5 separate regions of the Mus musculus genome follow, and all the other regions are linked to region 3. The links are chromatin contacts, found by POLR2A ChIA-PET in ENCODE. All regions are on one chromosome and are shown on one strand. Each heading gives the region's core, a stretch centred on a gene start or an enhancer-like site at or near the end of the contact. The rest is flanking DNA. Distances are from core to core; before and after follow the strand shown. Region 1 holds the start of Timm13 (translocase of inner mitochondrial membrane 13). Region 2 holds the start of Gadd45b (growth arrest and DNA-damage-inducible 45 beta). Region 3 holds the start of Mknk2 (MAP kinase-interacting serine/threonine kinase 2). Region 4 overlaps Onecut3 (one cut domain, family member 3). Region 5 holds the start of Oaz1 (ornithine decarboxylase antizyme 1).

Evidence for each region. ChIA-PET counts read pairs that join two places held with the same protein, here RNA polymerase II (POLR2A).
Region 1: POLR2A ChIA-PET joins it to region 3 with 12 read pairs in embryonic stem cell. The contact joins the promoter of Timm13 here to the promoter of Mknk2 in region 3. POLR2A ChIA-PET finds 5 or more read pairs at or near these places in 4 of 5 experiments (Patski and embryonic stem cell).
Region 2: POLR2A ChIA-PET joins it to region 3 with 32 read pairs in embryonic stem cell. The contact joins the promoter of Gadd45b here to the promoter of Mknk2 in region 3. POLR2A ChIA-PET finds 5 or more read pairs at or near these places in 4 of 5 experiments (Patski and embryonic stem cell).
Region 4: POLR2A ChIA-PET joins it to region 3 with 12 read pairs in embryonic stem cell. The contact joins the enhancer-like site here to the promoter of Mknk2 in region 3. POLR2A ChIA-PET finds 5 or more read pairs at or near these places in 4 of 5 experiments (Patski and embryonic stem cell).
Region 5: POLR2A ChIA-PET joins it to region 3 with 10 read pairs in embryonic stem cell. The contact joins the promoter of Oaz1 here to the promoter of Mknk2 in region 3. POLR2A ChIA-PET finds 5 or more read pairs at or near these places in 3 of 5 experiments (Patski and embryonic stem cell).

Annotation. Positions count from the first base shown.
Region 1 is chr10:80,899,540-80,902,239 of GRCm38, forward strand. It overlaps Timm13 (translocase of inner mitochondrial membrane 13), which reads right to left and starts at 1,430. Exons shown (of 3, transcript NM_013895.4): 1 at 1,085-1,430; 2 at 943-1,011; 3 at 1-720. The coding sequence starts at 1,204. The coding sequence ends at 622. Lmnb2 (lamin B2) reads right to left here. Exons shown (of 12, transcript NM_010722.5): 12 at 1,824-2,700.
Region 2 is chr10:80,928,693-80,931,392 of GRCm38, forward strand. Gadd45b (growth arrest and DNA-damage-inducible 45 beta) reads left to right here and starts at 1,399. Exons shown (of 4, transcript NM_008655.1): 1 at 1,399-1,667; 2 at 1,756-1,857; 3 at 2,337-2,559. The coding sequence starts at 1,624.
Region 3 is chr10:80,674,971-80,677,670 of GRCm38, forward strand. It overlaps Mknk2 (MAP kinase-interacting serine/threonine kinase 2), which reads right to left and starts at 1,323. Exons shown (of 14, transcript NM_021462.4): 1 at 1,111-1,323; 2 at 854-970. The coding sequence starts at 904.
Region 4 is chr10:80,508,286-80,510,985 of GRCm38, forward strand. All of the region lies in intron 1 of Onecut3 (one cut domain, family member 3), which reads left to right. Among named protein-coding and RNA genes, the nearest start is that of Onecut3, 15 kb to the left of the region's middle. Within about 2 kb of position 1,251, at least 1 of the 3 ENCODE cell types and tissues checked has a DNase peak (open chromatin) inside an H3K27ac peak, as active enhancers do.
Region 5 is chr10:80,825,266-80,827,965 of GRCm38, forward strand. It overlaps Oaz1 (ornithine decarboxylase antizyme 1), which reads left to right and starts at 1,391. Exons shown (of 5, transcript NM_008753.4): 1 at 1,391-1,640. The coding sequence starts at 1,495.

The DNA of each region.
Region 1 (2,700 bases), core at 180-2,679, 220 kb after region 3:
GCATGTCTCCAACTTGGCTCCTTTGGTGCTTATGTTTTGGTGGGACTGACCAAATTGACCAAATCTCATGTACCAATCCTCTTGCCTCCACACTTAACCCACCCTCAAGTGCTGGGCAGACAGGTGTGCACCACACTTGGTTTATTCAGAGTTAAGGTCAGCACCCTGGGCCTCATGCATGATAGGTGAAGGCTACATGAAGCCTTGCTTCTTAACCTCGGCTGGTCTCCCCGGGATGACCAAACACCTGAGATCATGCTCCGAATTCCCTGAGAGCCAGCAGCCCACTGACCCCAAGGGGAAAGATACCCTGGGAGGTCTGGGCCTACTCAGGGGAAGGGACCTGAAGCAGTGAGGTGACACGCCTGCTTTACTGCCCCAGCAGCGATTTATTGGCCTGCTCTCCTGAGGTCACAGGTCAGTGGGGCCAGCCAGATCCCTGTGCTCTGTCGGGTCCTCACTCTCTTCTGAGATTGAGCTGGACGCAGCAACCCAGGGGAGAGGCCTCGATCCCCAAGCCCTCCATGCTGCCAGACTTCAGGGCGGCTAGGAGGAGACACCCTAACTGGCAGGGAAAACAGTTCAGACCATAAGCACGGTGTCCCGAGGCACAGGTCCCGGTCACATGTTGGCTCGTTCCCGCTGCAGTCGAGAGTTGTAGGCGCGGGACACGGTATTCCAGGCGTCCATGTAGCGGTCCATGCACATGGCGATGCATTTCTGCAAAGCGTGGAGGGGGATCCCTGACTGACGGTCACACGACCCGAGGATCACCCATGAAGGCTGCACCGATCTAGGCACAGAAGCCGGGTCCTCACCCCGCGCACGCGCACAACTTCCTCAGTAGCTAAGGCTAGAGGCCGCGCACGCGCACATCTCTCAACCTCCTAGACGCTCCTGACCCCGCGCCCCTCACCACCCCGGGTTCCCGAGATGTCTCACCTGCTCCGAGTTATCCAAGGAGCCCCCGGGCTTCCCGATGCACTTCCGGAAACACTTGTCCGTCATTCTCTGTGGACACACGCGAGGTCTCAGCGGGGACTCACCCGGGGAACCCCGCCACCAACCCCGGCGCGCCCCGCACCTGGAGCAGCTCCTGCGCGTTGGCCACGGCGATCTGCACTTTCACCTGCTCCATAATGGCCCCCGGGTCCAGCTTCCCGCCACCCGTGCCGCCAAAATCCGAGCCGAAGCCGCTGTCCATGGCTGCTCAGTCAACCGGGCCACGGTCGCGCACACCGACCATACGCCCCGGAAGCCAAGCCGGGGCACCACGGGAAACAGAGGCTGAGTCGATTCCCACAAGGCAGCGCGCGTCGTCAGCAGTCTGACAAAGCTGCGGCCTGAGTCACCATGGAAACAAGTTAAACTACACCTCCCACAAACCCGTGCGCGCCGTGCACTCTGACCTCGGAGGCTCTATGGGAAACTGCAAACTCCTGCTCCCACAAGGCTGTGCGCGCCGTCCCTAAGCACTGTCCTTTGGCTTCTAGAAAGGAAGGAAACCCGAACCACAATTCCCAGAAGGCTGTGCAACTTCCCGCGTGAGCCCACTGACTTTTGACGCCCTGGCAAGGGCTGGACCAGGGTCATTTTGTCCTGGACCTCCCCGCTGCGCATGCGTACAATATAAAATCCTCGCTGCTTTTTTTTTTTTTTTTTAATATGTTTTTTTTTTAAAGTTATACGGATGGTTGTGAGCCACCATGTGGTTGCTGGTATTTGAACTTCGGACCTTCGGAAGAGCAGTCCGGTGCTCTTACCCACTGAGCCATCTTACCAGCCTGCTGCTCCTATCTTAATCTGAAGATCTACTCTGAGGCTGCAGTTAAAGTCAATGTTTATTTGAGTATACAAAAGTTTCCAGTTGTAAAATGTATATTACAAATCATAGGCGTAAAAGAAAAGGTGGAACACACGTTTGGCATGCATCTTATAAAAGAAACAATCTGTAGAGCTGAGCGATGTGCGCAGTGCCGGCGGCTCCCCAGCAGCAGTGCCACTCCGGTAACCATCTCACCTAGCCAGGGCCAGAAACAGACCCCTGAGGACCTGCAGATTACTCTAGACCTGCTCCTCAAATACAAGGAAGCTAGCTCCAGTGCAGAGTACACCTGCCCTGTGGGCAAGGCAGCAGAGCTGCGCAGTGACTGCAGCCAGCCATAACTATCCAGGATCCAACGCCGGTCACAAAGAAAACGGAGGTATCTAGAAGCAGGAGGTGGCTGGTGGGTTCTGGAGGTTGGTGGCAGTGGTGGCATCCTGTGGCCAAGAGCTCTTGCCTTGGGGGAAGACTAGGCCTGGACTCTTCCTACCATCAGCTGTGCCAGGAGAGAGAAAGAACTCGCCCTAGCTCAGTAAAGGAAGCTGCCAGTTGTGGCAGCTCCAGGCCTGAACCCCCAGAGCATCATCCCAGTGAGCTGCGTTACTGACCGATGTAAAAAAATAAATATTCTTTAAAAAAATACCATGTGTCAGTGGTGGGGAGGTGACAGGTGAAACTGGCTGGCTCCTGGCACTAAGTTGCAGGGAAGCAAGTTTCCAGGCCTTGCCATCGAGGTGGGGCACAGAGGGGCCACACAGTATTCATACAGGAGAGGCCAGGAGCATAGCTAGTGTGGCCACACTCATGTGAGCAGTCACTGGCTGGGAACCTGCAGCCTTTGCTCCTGAAGGCACAACGCCCACGGTTTGCCTGTC
Region 2 (2,700 bases), core at 149-2,648, 250 kb after region 3:
CTCACGCCAGGGACATTTCGCATGCTGGGTGGGTGGCGCGGAGGAAGCAGGATGCGTCACCAGACCCGGGATCGGGGGATCCGGGGATCCGGGGAACCGAGCCGCGCGGCCGAGGCCAGGACCCAGGCTGGCGGAGGAGGCGACTCAGGGTGATTCACCGGGAGCCCCCGTGCACCGTGGGAGAATCCCACGCGGGTCTATCTGCCTCGCTCGTGTCCTTGCTGTCGACTACCAGCCCTCAAGCTGTGGCTTGGAACGCCCTTGGAAGCCTCAGTTTCCATTTTGCATAATGCAGATATCAATTCCTTTGCCTGACAAATCTTGGAAAGATAAATGACACGCGTGGAAGAAGGGGCTTGTGCTTCATGCTACGCACTACAAAAATGCCAGGGACATAAGAGCGGCTGCCTTTCAGTCACCTCTCCCCGGGTCAGTACCCTTCGGGTTTTGCCACTTGGCTTCCCCCTCAGGGGTTAAGTGTGGCGAATCGATCTGAGGATAGACGGTGAGGCAGCCGGCAGGGGGCAGGGTCACTCCGCAGAGCGTCTGGAGGGCTCTTCACCTGCGCCTCCCGTGCACACGTGAAATTCTCGGGGTGCCGGGAGGAGGGAGAAAGGGTTCCGGATCTCTCCCCCTGCGATCCCTTAGTGCTCTGCAGCCAGGACCCCTGGGGCACCGCCAAGCCACCTACCACGACCACTAGGAAGCTTCCTGTGTGCCTCTCCTCCCGCGACCCTGGCCTTAGAGGGCTGAGCGTTCTCAAAGCACCTTCGTGCTGGCGATGCTAGGGTGCCTTGGTAGTTCTCACTTTGGGGAGAGGATCCCACCGTCCTCAAACTTACCAAACGTTTACTGTATACCCTAGACGTTATTTAAACACTCTCCAACTCTACAAGGCCGGCAGAACACTTAGTAAGCCTCCTGGCGCATGCACATCCCTTCTTTCAGAGCTTGGGAAAGGCTAGGGACTCTCCGGGGACAGCGAGGGGATTCCAGACAGCCCTCCCCGAAAGTTCAGGCCAGCCTCTCGCGCTGGAAACCCCGCGCGCGGCCTGCGTAGCGCGGCTGCCGGGAAATCAGGAGAGAAACTTCTGTGGTTTTTTTTTTTTTTTTTTTTTTTTTTTTTTTCTCTCTAGAGCTCTCTCTCTAGAGCTCTCTGGCTTTTCTAGCTGTCGCCGCTGCTGGCGTTCACGCTCCTCCCAGCCCTGACCCCCACGTGGGGCCGCCGGAGCTCCGAGCTCCGCCCTTTCCATCTCCAGCCAATCTCAGCGCGGGATACTCGGCCCTTTGTGCATCTACCAATGGGTGGAAAGCGCATGCCTCCAGTGGCCACGCCTCCACCCGGGAAGTCATATAAACCGCTCGCAGCGCCCGCGCGCTCACTCCGCAGCAACCCTGGGTCTGCGTTCATCTCTGTCTTCTTGGATTAATTTCGAGGGGGATTTTGCAATCTTCTTTTTACCCCTACTTTTTTCTTGGGAAGGGAAGTCCCACCGCCTCCGGAAGGCCTCCGACACTTCTGGTCGCACGGGAAGGTTTTTTTGCCTCTTGGGTTCGTATCTGGACTTGTACTTTGCTCTTGGGGATCTTCCGTGGGGGTCCGCTGTGGAGTGTGACTGCATCATGACCCTGGAAGAGCTGGTGGCGAGCGACAACGCGGTTCAGAAGTGAGTACAACAGAGGCTGAGGTCTTCTCGCCCGCCGCCTGAGGTCTGCGGGGCTGTCATCGGCTAATCTCCCCATTTGGCCTTTTAGGATGCAGGCGGTGACTGCCGCGGTGGAGCAGCTGCTGGTGGCCGCGCAGCGTCAGGATCGCCTCACCGTGGGGGTGTACGAGGCGGCCAAACTGATGAATGTGTGAGTCAGCACCCCCCTTTCTCGGGCGTGGGTGGGGGCGCCCCTCTGATGCACGCGCGCTCCAACATCCCTATAGGGCTCGGGGCTTTGGGGGACTTTCCCAGCGCTCTCGGTTTTGGGGAGTGGAGGGCGACATTTCTCAGAGAATTTTTTTTGGGGAGGAGGAAAGAGAGTCGCTGCAGAACCCTGACTTCGCAAGTTTGAGGTTTTGTGTTTTTTGTTTTGACAAGGCAACCCCAGTAACTTTGGACTATGTGCTTCCTCCCCCACCGCCATCAGTATTTGCATAGTCGGCCACCCCAGCACCCGTGCAGTACTGCGGCTGGGGGGCTGTTCTTATATACACTCCTGATGCACGATGGGTCTTGTCCACCCTTCCCGCCTGCGGTTCCTGGAGCTCATATCCCCCTATCCCACCCCGTGCACGGTGACACCCGCTCCTGGTCTGACGACCCCCTGACACTCCTTCTCTCCTGCAGGGACCCCGACAGCGTGGTCTTGTGCCTCCTGGCCATAGACGAAGAAGAGGAGGATGATATCGCTCTGCAGATTCACTTCACCCTGATCCAGTCGTTCTGCTGCGACAATGACATTGACATCGTCCGGGTATCAGGCATGCAGAGGCTGGCGCAGCTCCTGGGGGAGCCGGCGGAGACATTGGGCACAACCGAAGCCCGAGACCTGCACTGCCTCCTGGTCACGGTGAGCCCTCCCCCCCCCCACGTCTCTGTCTCTCTCTCTCCCCGCCCCACCCACCCGTCCTGGTCACCTGGGTCCCGTGTTTGTCAACATAGCTGGGCTGGCTGGTCCAGCACCAGCTCAGTGCCCAGCCATGCTTGGCAT
Region 3 (2,700 bases), core at 73-2,572:
GCACAGGCCAGCTTGAGACTACAGTGGACAGATACAGGGTTTCCCTGGAACTATATACACAGAAGTAGGGGAGACGGGGCTGAGAGACTGCAAGGAACATCCAGCCACTGACCACAAGCCAACCTAGGGGAGCTCACAAAAGAGAGAGCTAGGACCTGCTGACGTGCTTTCATCCAGAACAAGGCCAACCTGGGGGACACAGAAAGTGTGGGATCACATACAGAAAGTGGGTGGGGAGCACAAGACTGAGATCAGGCTGATGGCGAGGGACATAGAGCCACCAATCAGTGGTGGGAGTGGGTCCTGAAAGAAAGAGCTACTAGGCAGCCGGGGACAGGTTGTAGCCTGCAACAAGCACACACTGCAGGAAACAAATGTAAAGTCCATCAGAGACCACATACAGAGGTAGGAAAGCCCGGGCTGAGAAACTGCTAGGGACACAGCCACAGATCACAGGGGAGCCTGGGGCAGTTCATGAAGAGTTAGTAGGCAGCTAGAAGCAAGGCTGCAGCTTACTGACTCTCCCAACCAGCACAAGACAGGCCTGGAAGTTGCAAGGAACAGAAACACTCGATTTGCCTAGGATCACACACAGAAACAGACGACTGTGATCGGGCTAACTGCAAGGGACACAGAGCCACCAATCACAAGCCTGGGGGTGGGGGTTGAGGGTCCTAGAAGAGAGAGCTACTAGGAGGATGGGGACAGGGCTGCGGCCTGCTGACCCCCACCACCTCCAGCACAAAAGTCCAATGCAAGCACCCCTCCCAAGCCCTGCACCAGCCTCCCGAGTAGGCTCTGCTTATCCGTCGCACCCGTCACTGCAATGGGACCCCCGGACAGGACCCCTCACCTTGAACGAACGGTGGAAGCCCTGAAGTTCGGCTGTTCTCTTCTGCACCATCTTCAGTCCGGGCCCCACCAGCGGGGGAGGGGACGCGGGGCCCGGGGGGCGGCTTGGGAGGCGACCCTGCGGGCGGAGGAGACAAAGGACCGAGGCTGAGAGAGGCGCTCGGCCGGGCGGAGGCGGCCGGGGCTCGGCGGAGCTCCCGCGCCTGACTCGGGCTTCCTTCCTCCCTCGGAGAATGTCGCCCTTGGCGCCGCGCTCACCGGGGTCGGACACCGGCCGGGGTCGCAGCGCCGTCACCTCACCTAGCACAGCCCGGACCCCGCTCCGAGGACTGCGCGGGGAACAGCGCCGCCACAGCCACCGCTGCTGCTGCCGCCGCCGCCGCCGCCGCCGTCGCCGCCGCCGCCGCCGCCACCGCCGCCACCACCGCCACCACGGACCCCTCCACTGGGCCGCTGCCGCCGAGAGGAGCCGCGCGCGCGGCCGGCGCGGCCACCTTTATAGGCGCGGTCCCGAAGTTACCCCGCCCCTCCGCACCAGTCTCCGCCTTTCTCAGGGAACAGAGGAGGCGGAGCTTCCAGGAGCGTCGAAGGCCGCAGCGAGAAGAGCACGCCGGGGAATGCAGAATACGGCTGCGCGCTCCCGTTTAAGGGGCGGAGCTTAGCGGGGAGCGGAGTGGAGCTGCGCAGCGACCGTGTTGGCGACTCCAAACACGGCTGCGCACTTCGAGCTGGCAGGGGGAAGGGGAGATTCCGAGGGAAGTGGGGCGCGAAGCTTCAAGCGCGCCTGCGCACTCCCACGGTGGGGGCGGAGCGTGAAAAGATACTCGACTGCAGCCGCGTGACCTGGCTGGGGGGTGGGAGAGGACTGTGTGGAGAGGCTGGTGACCAGCCTCCGGAGTCGCCTGCGCCTGCGCAGAAGGGTACTGAAGGCTTCAGTTTGGGCCGTGAGGCCGCCTTCTCCTGTGTCACAGTTGGCCCGCTGGCTTGCGCGCTGCAGGTTCTGCTCCCTGTCCTTGAGCCGGGTGCCGCGTTCAGCTGCCGAAGGAGGGCAAGCCAGCCCTAATTTTACTGAATACTGATGCCCTTGTCCTGTGCTCCAGCTCTGCAATCCGTGATGAACCCTTCTTGAACCTCTTGGGTCCTTTGCAGCCCTCGGTGGGGATAGCTGGGACAAGAAGGGGCTAGGATCCCCGATTCAGGTTCGGATACAGTCAGACCGCGTTGTGCCTGCTGCCTCGGCTGCTTCCGTGCACAAAGAGGTTGTTTTCCCTCTTCAGGGTAGTTTGTCTACAAGTTTTTACCACCACCCTCTACTGAGGCTGGAGCCTCATGAACCTCAAGCAGCTCTTTGTGTGTTTGTGTGCACTCACACAGGTCCTCGTCCGTGTGAGTGTGTGTGCCTTATGCATACAGGTGCCTGGAAAGTCAGAAGAGAGGTGAAATTACACGATGCCTGATGTGGGTGCTGGGCTGTACCCTGGGTTCTCTGTAAGAGTAACAGTTTGGCTTAACTTATGAGTCATCTGTCTGACTCCCGAGCCTCATTGTCGTCATTAGTGATTGCATTGGCAGAAATGTTTGTCTCTAATTCAGATTGTCATGCCTGTACAAGGTTCATTACCTGGACAGATTTGGGCAGGGGATAGAACTTCAGCTCAAGGCAGTCAGGGATCAATTCCTGGCAGACTCAAACAAGGGTCTCTACTCAGCTGTTAAAGGAGTTTGCCACCAATTATAGCCTGAGCCCATTCCTGGGACACATGTAAGAGAAATAGCTTCTACCTGTGGCTAGCTGTAGCATGTGTGTGTGTGTCCACGGGGGCCAGCATGTCTCTGTAGTTTGGGGCT
Region 4 (2,700 bases), core at 1-2,500, 170 kb before region 3:
GGTTTGGGGTTCCCCTTTAGAGACTCCAAGAAGATCCACCCAGGTCTGGCCTGTCAATGGTTTGTCTCTGGCTGGCCCTCTCTAGACAAATGATTTACTGTCTCTGTGTGAATAAAAGGAATATTTTATCATAAGGACAGAATAACAAATCCATAGAAAGCTCTTGACAAGAAAATCTTGTGTGTTCTGAGAATCTGTATTTCTGTCCCCTTCTAACAGTCTAGTAGTAGACTGCTAGGTGGTACCATAGGTAGATGGGTGGATGGGATGTGTGGATGGATGGGTGGGTGGGTGGATGGATGGGTGGATGGATAGATGAGTGGATGGGTGGGTGGGTGGGTGGGTAGATGGATAGATGAGTGGATGGGTGGGTGGGTGGATGGGTGGGTGGGTGGGTGGGTAGATGGATAGATGAGTGGATGGGTGGGTGGGTGGGTAGATGGATAGATGAGTGGATGGGTGGGTGGATGGATGGGTGGATGGATAGATGAGTGGATGGGTGGGTAGGTAGGTAGGTAGATGGATGGGTGGGTGGATTGTGGGTGGTGGGTGAATGGGTGGATGGGTAGATGGGTGGATAGATAGATAGATGGGTGATTTCTTCTTCTAGTTGGATCCTCATCCCAGGATGAGTATCTGCCACCACACTCCTAAGAACCTCAGGGAAGACCATCTCCCTTTGTTTCTGTTAGTGTCCATCCGCCAGCATGGAGCACCATCTACCTGCCAGCCTTTGCCAAATATAGGTGCATATTTGTAGGGTTTAGGATGGAAGCCAGGGTCTTACCATGCAGGTTGGCTGGGCAACAGTCAATTTTCATTGTCCACTTGAGGCAACCAAGGACTACCAGGGAATGGCGTCTCAGTGAGGGACTGTAGCGTAGGTGGATGTGGGCCTGTCTGTGTGGGATCACCTTTGTGCTCTGTTATTGTTTGAGTCGGGGTCTCTCTATTATGCGGCCCTAGCTATCCTAGAACTCGATCTGTAGACTGGGTTGGTCAACTTAAAGAGATCCACCTGCTTTTGCCTCCCGAATGCTGGGATTAAAGTCATGCACTATCATAACTGGCCAAGGGGTTCTCTGTTGTGTTACCTTGGGTGGGAAGAAGACTGGTACATTGTCCCTGGATTTGGGTCCTGAACTGTGTGAATAGAGAAGGCATGGGAGGGGGCTGTGTAGACAGCTCAGTAGTTAAGGGCAGCCACAGCTCCCAGCAACTGCAGCTCACAGCCACCTGTGACTCCAGCTCCTGTGATCTGCCTCCCCCTTCTGGCCTGAGAAAGTACTGCACGTACACACGCAAGACACTGCCCCACTCTCAACTAAAAACAAAACTAAAATGTAAAAAGAAAGAGTGGGGAAAAGTCAGCTGAGTTCAAGCAAGAGTGCAAGCTGGGTAGTCACAAGCAAGCTTGCGAGCCGAGTTGTCATGAACCCTTTCCCCCTAGCTCTCTTCACCTCGGTATTTTATTCCAGCAACCAAAACGGGTCCCGCTGCCGCCCGTGCCTCAGATCCCAGTCTGTGTGTTCACACGTGCACGGGTGACGTCAGAGGTTCTCAATTCCTCTCACACTATTTGTTTGGAAATTTGTTTAGTTTTACTTTATGCATTTGAATGTTGTGGCTGCATGTCTGTCTGTGCACCACGTGGCAACCTCAGAGGTCAGAGAGGACGTGGGATCCCCTTGAAGCTCGACTTACAGATGACTGTGAGGCCCCTGGTGGGTGCTGGGAACAAACCTGGATCCTCTGTGCTCACAGACAGTGCTGTAACCGCTGAGCTGAGTGTCCCTCTTGCCCTGATCCACCTTTTTCTTTTTTTTCTTTTTTTTTTTCCTTTGAGTAGAGTCTCTCAGGAGACCTGCGTCTCACCGATTAGGGCCAGGCAGGGTTGTCTTGGGATCTGCCTGTCTCCCAGTCCTCAGCGCTAGGATTTCAGAAGCTCACCTCAACAGCAGACTCTCGTGGGTTTGGAGGATTCAAACTCGGGCCCTCCTGCTTATCTGAGGTCTTTACTGACAGCTTTCTCCCAGCCTTTGTGACATCCTTCATCTCTAAACCCCACCCGCCCCCAACCAGCTTGCCCATCTGCTGAGAGATCCACCTTTTGCCATGGGATGCTCGTGGTTTGGCCATGCGTGTCGAATCCATGACGCAGCCACAGAGACTGTAAGGATTCCATTTCCTCTTTTGTGCAACTCTGCAGATCCTTAAGCCACTCGAGCAATTTCACTGCCCAAGCGGGAGGCAAAACCAACTCATTGAGGCTTGTGTAAGGGAGGCATTCATGAGGCAGTGAGCTCTCAGGACTTACCCTGGAGCTTTCCGTTCCAGGCTGGTACCGCAGCAGTTCCAGAGGGAACCCTCTCCTACAGAGCAACTCCCAGGTTCTCTTCTGTTCTGGCATTTTTCACTTATCCTACACTTAATGTAAGCCCTGAAGGGGGATGGGGGAAAGAGAGAGACAGAAAGAGAGACAGAGACAGACAGAGACCGAGAGAGAGATACAGAGAGACAGTGACAGAGAGACAGAAACAGAGAGACTGAGACAGAGAGACAGAGACCAAGAGAGAGAGAGAGACAGAGACACAGAGAGAGACTAAGAGAGAGAGAGACAGAGAGAGAAAGAGAGAGAGAGAGAGGAAGGAAGGAAGGAAGGAAGGAAGGAAGGAAGGAAGGAAGGAAGGAAGAGAGATC
Region 5 (2,700 bases), core at 141-2,640, 150 kb after region 3:
TGCTCTTCCAAAGGTCCTGAGTTCAATTTCCAGCAACCACGTGGTGGCTCACAACCATCTATAATGGGATCTCACACCCTCTTCTGGTCTGTGTCTGAAGACCAGAAACAACAACAGTGTACTCATATAAATAAAATAAGTAAATCTTGAGAGAGAGAGAGAGAGAGAGAGAGAGAGAGAGAGAGAGAGAGAGAGAGAGAGAGAGAGAGAGAGAGAGAGAGAGAGAAAGAGCAGGGTGTGGTGCCACAGGCCTTTAATCCCAACACTCAGCTGGCAGAGTCAGGCAGATCTCTGAGTTTGAGGGTAGCTTAGTTTATAGAGTAAGTTCCAGGACATCCAGGGCTACACAGAAAAGCCCTGTCTCAAAAACAAAACATACAAAACAAAACAAAACAACAACAACAAAAAACCCATAAAGAGAAAAAGAATACGAAATTCTTTAAGAATAAATTGTAAGCAGGGCAGTGATGGCGCACGCCTTTGATCCCAGCACTTGGGAGGCAGAGGCAGGCAAACAGAGAAACCCTGTCTCAAAAAACAAAAATCAAAATACAACAACAAAAAAGCGGCGGCGGCGGGGGAGGGGGGGTTGGGATGAAGGAAACCTTCAAGCTGAGTCTATGAGAAAAGTTGTTTAAATTCCAATTTGACATAAAATACTTCTCTAGATTGGGATACTTAACTTTTGACAGATTTTCTTTTAAATAGCAAGTTGCTTTTAAAACAAAGAGTCCCAATCTATTACCCATTATTACAAGGTCATTAGAATAATTTTGCCGCGTGGGGGATGGGCACCAAGCAAACCGCCTAGGTCAGCCTCAGGTACCCTTGACAGTTATGTCCTGACAGTCTTCCCGGAGCGGGGCGTCCCATGAGTGGGACCATAATGGTTAAGATGGAAAGGATGACAGATGACAAAACTGAAGGGCCACAGGTACTAGAGGAGGCGCAGAGTCCTAGCCTTGAGGCCTGGGCTAGATGGGGGTTTACGTCCTGGAGGCGACTACAGAAGCCCCGCCTCCGCCTCACGTCATAAAGCCTCGAGGGCGGGCTTGTCAGAACTCCAACCAATCCTCAAAGGGGCCAATACGTCCGTTTTTCTACATTGACCGATCAGAGCCTTGTAGGGGCGGGACGCGTCTGGCTTTTCTGTCTTCCCTCCCACAGAGTGACGCAAACACGCGGGGCCGGGATTCTCCTATCGCCAACTAATCATCAACGGAAACCTTCTGTCTGTCTTTTTACTCTCGCCAATCAGAAGCCGGAGTAGGTGGGACGCATTTGGTTTTTCCTTGGGCTGCCACTGTGGCCCCACCCCGTTCCTCCGTCGCCTCACACTGCTGCGTTTACGCCTGCGTGTGGGGGCGTGGCCTGCCGTGACGACGCATATAAAAGTGGGCGTCGGCGCCGGCGCCATTTTGCGAACGGCGAGCAGCGGCGGCGGCGCGGGAAGTGCAGCGGAGGTTTTTGCTGGTTTCGGACCCCAGCGGCCGGATGGTGAAATCCTCCCTGCAGCGGATCCTCAACAGCCACTGCTTCGCCAGAGAGAAGGAAGGGGACAAACGCAGCGCCACGCTTCACGCCAGCCGCACCATGCCGCTTCTTAGTCAGCACAGCCGCGGCGGCTGCAGCAGCGAGAGGTGAGAGCCCTGCCCCCGCCGCCGCGAACCTTCCAGAAACAGCGTCCGCGTAGGCCCCAGAGGGCAGCGCAGGACGCGCAGGCCCGGAGCGGGGTCGGCCTCCGGCGCCAGATAAGTCTCGGCAGCGCGAGATCCGCCCCTTTGTGGCGGCCACAATCGCGCAGGGGGCGGGGCGGGGCGGGGCGGGGCCTGTGGAGCGGGTCGCGGACTCGGATTTGGGATTCGAGTGGAATTAGGGAGTCTCAGGTTGAGGAATAGGGTTTGGTTTGATTGGAGGACCGGGAACATTTCGCGAAAATGTAGGATTCGATTTTGGGTTCGAATCGGATTCGGGGGTTGTGAGTTGAGCCTAAGATTTGGGGAGGGATCTGAGAAGAGATTGGAGACTCGAATTTGGGGTCTGCCTCTCGGATATGTGAGCTAGTTCTAATGTCAGGTGGCGAAGTGTTTGTGGTTACCTGTAGGGCGTTTGGGTAATAAATCGTATGCTATGTAGAGGTGGGGCTCGTCCCGGTGTTTGGAGTTCTTTGCAGAATACTGGGATTTTGGGTGCTGTTGGGGAGGAATCCTATTATATTCTTGGGTACATGTTGAGGACTCATTTCTTGGTGGGAGAGTATGGGATCAGATTTGGGGTGTTGAGAAAGAAGCTTGTGTCGGTTTAGGAAGTCACAGGTGGGGAAGCTGGGATGAGGTTTAGGTTGGATTTAGTGATTGCGTGTTGAGGGCTCTAATACTTTGGAGGGATTTGGGTCAGAATTAGGACCTTGGAAGTGGTCAGGCTTGGGGGCTCACAGAGCTATGTTGGAGGACATGGAGGTGGTGTGGTGTGGTGAGTATGATGTGAGGTGACCTTAATCCCTGGTCCACTTGGCAGTTAAAAGTCTGCAGTGGGTGGGATGGAGGGTATCACTTGAAGGGTTCAGAATGGGGACTGGTTTGGGAAGGGCGTCGATATAGGTGGTAGGAACTTTGGATATAGGCTGTGCAGACACCTATAGAGTGGCAGTAGGGAAGAGAGGAGACTTGGGGTTGTCTGACTCTAGAGCATGAGTAGTTA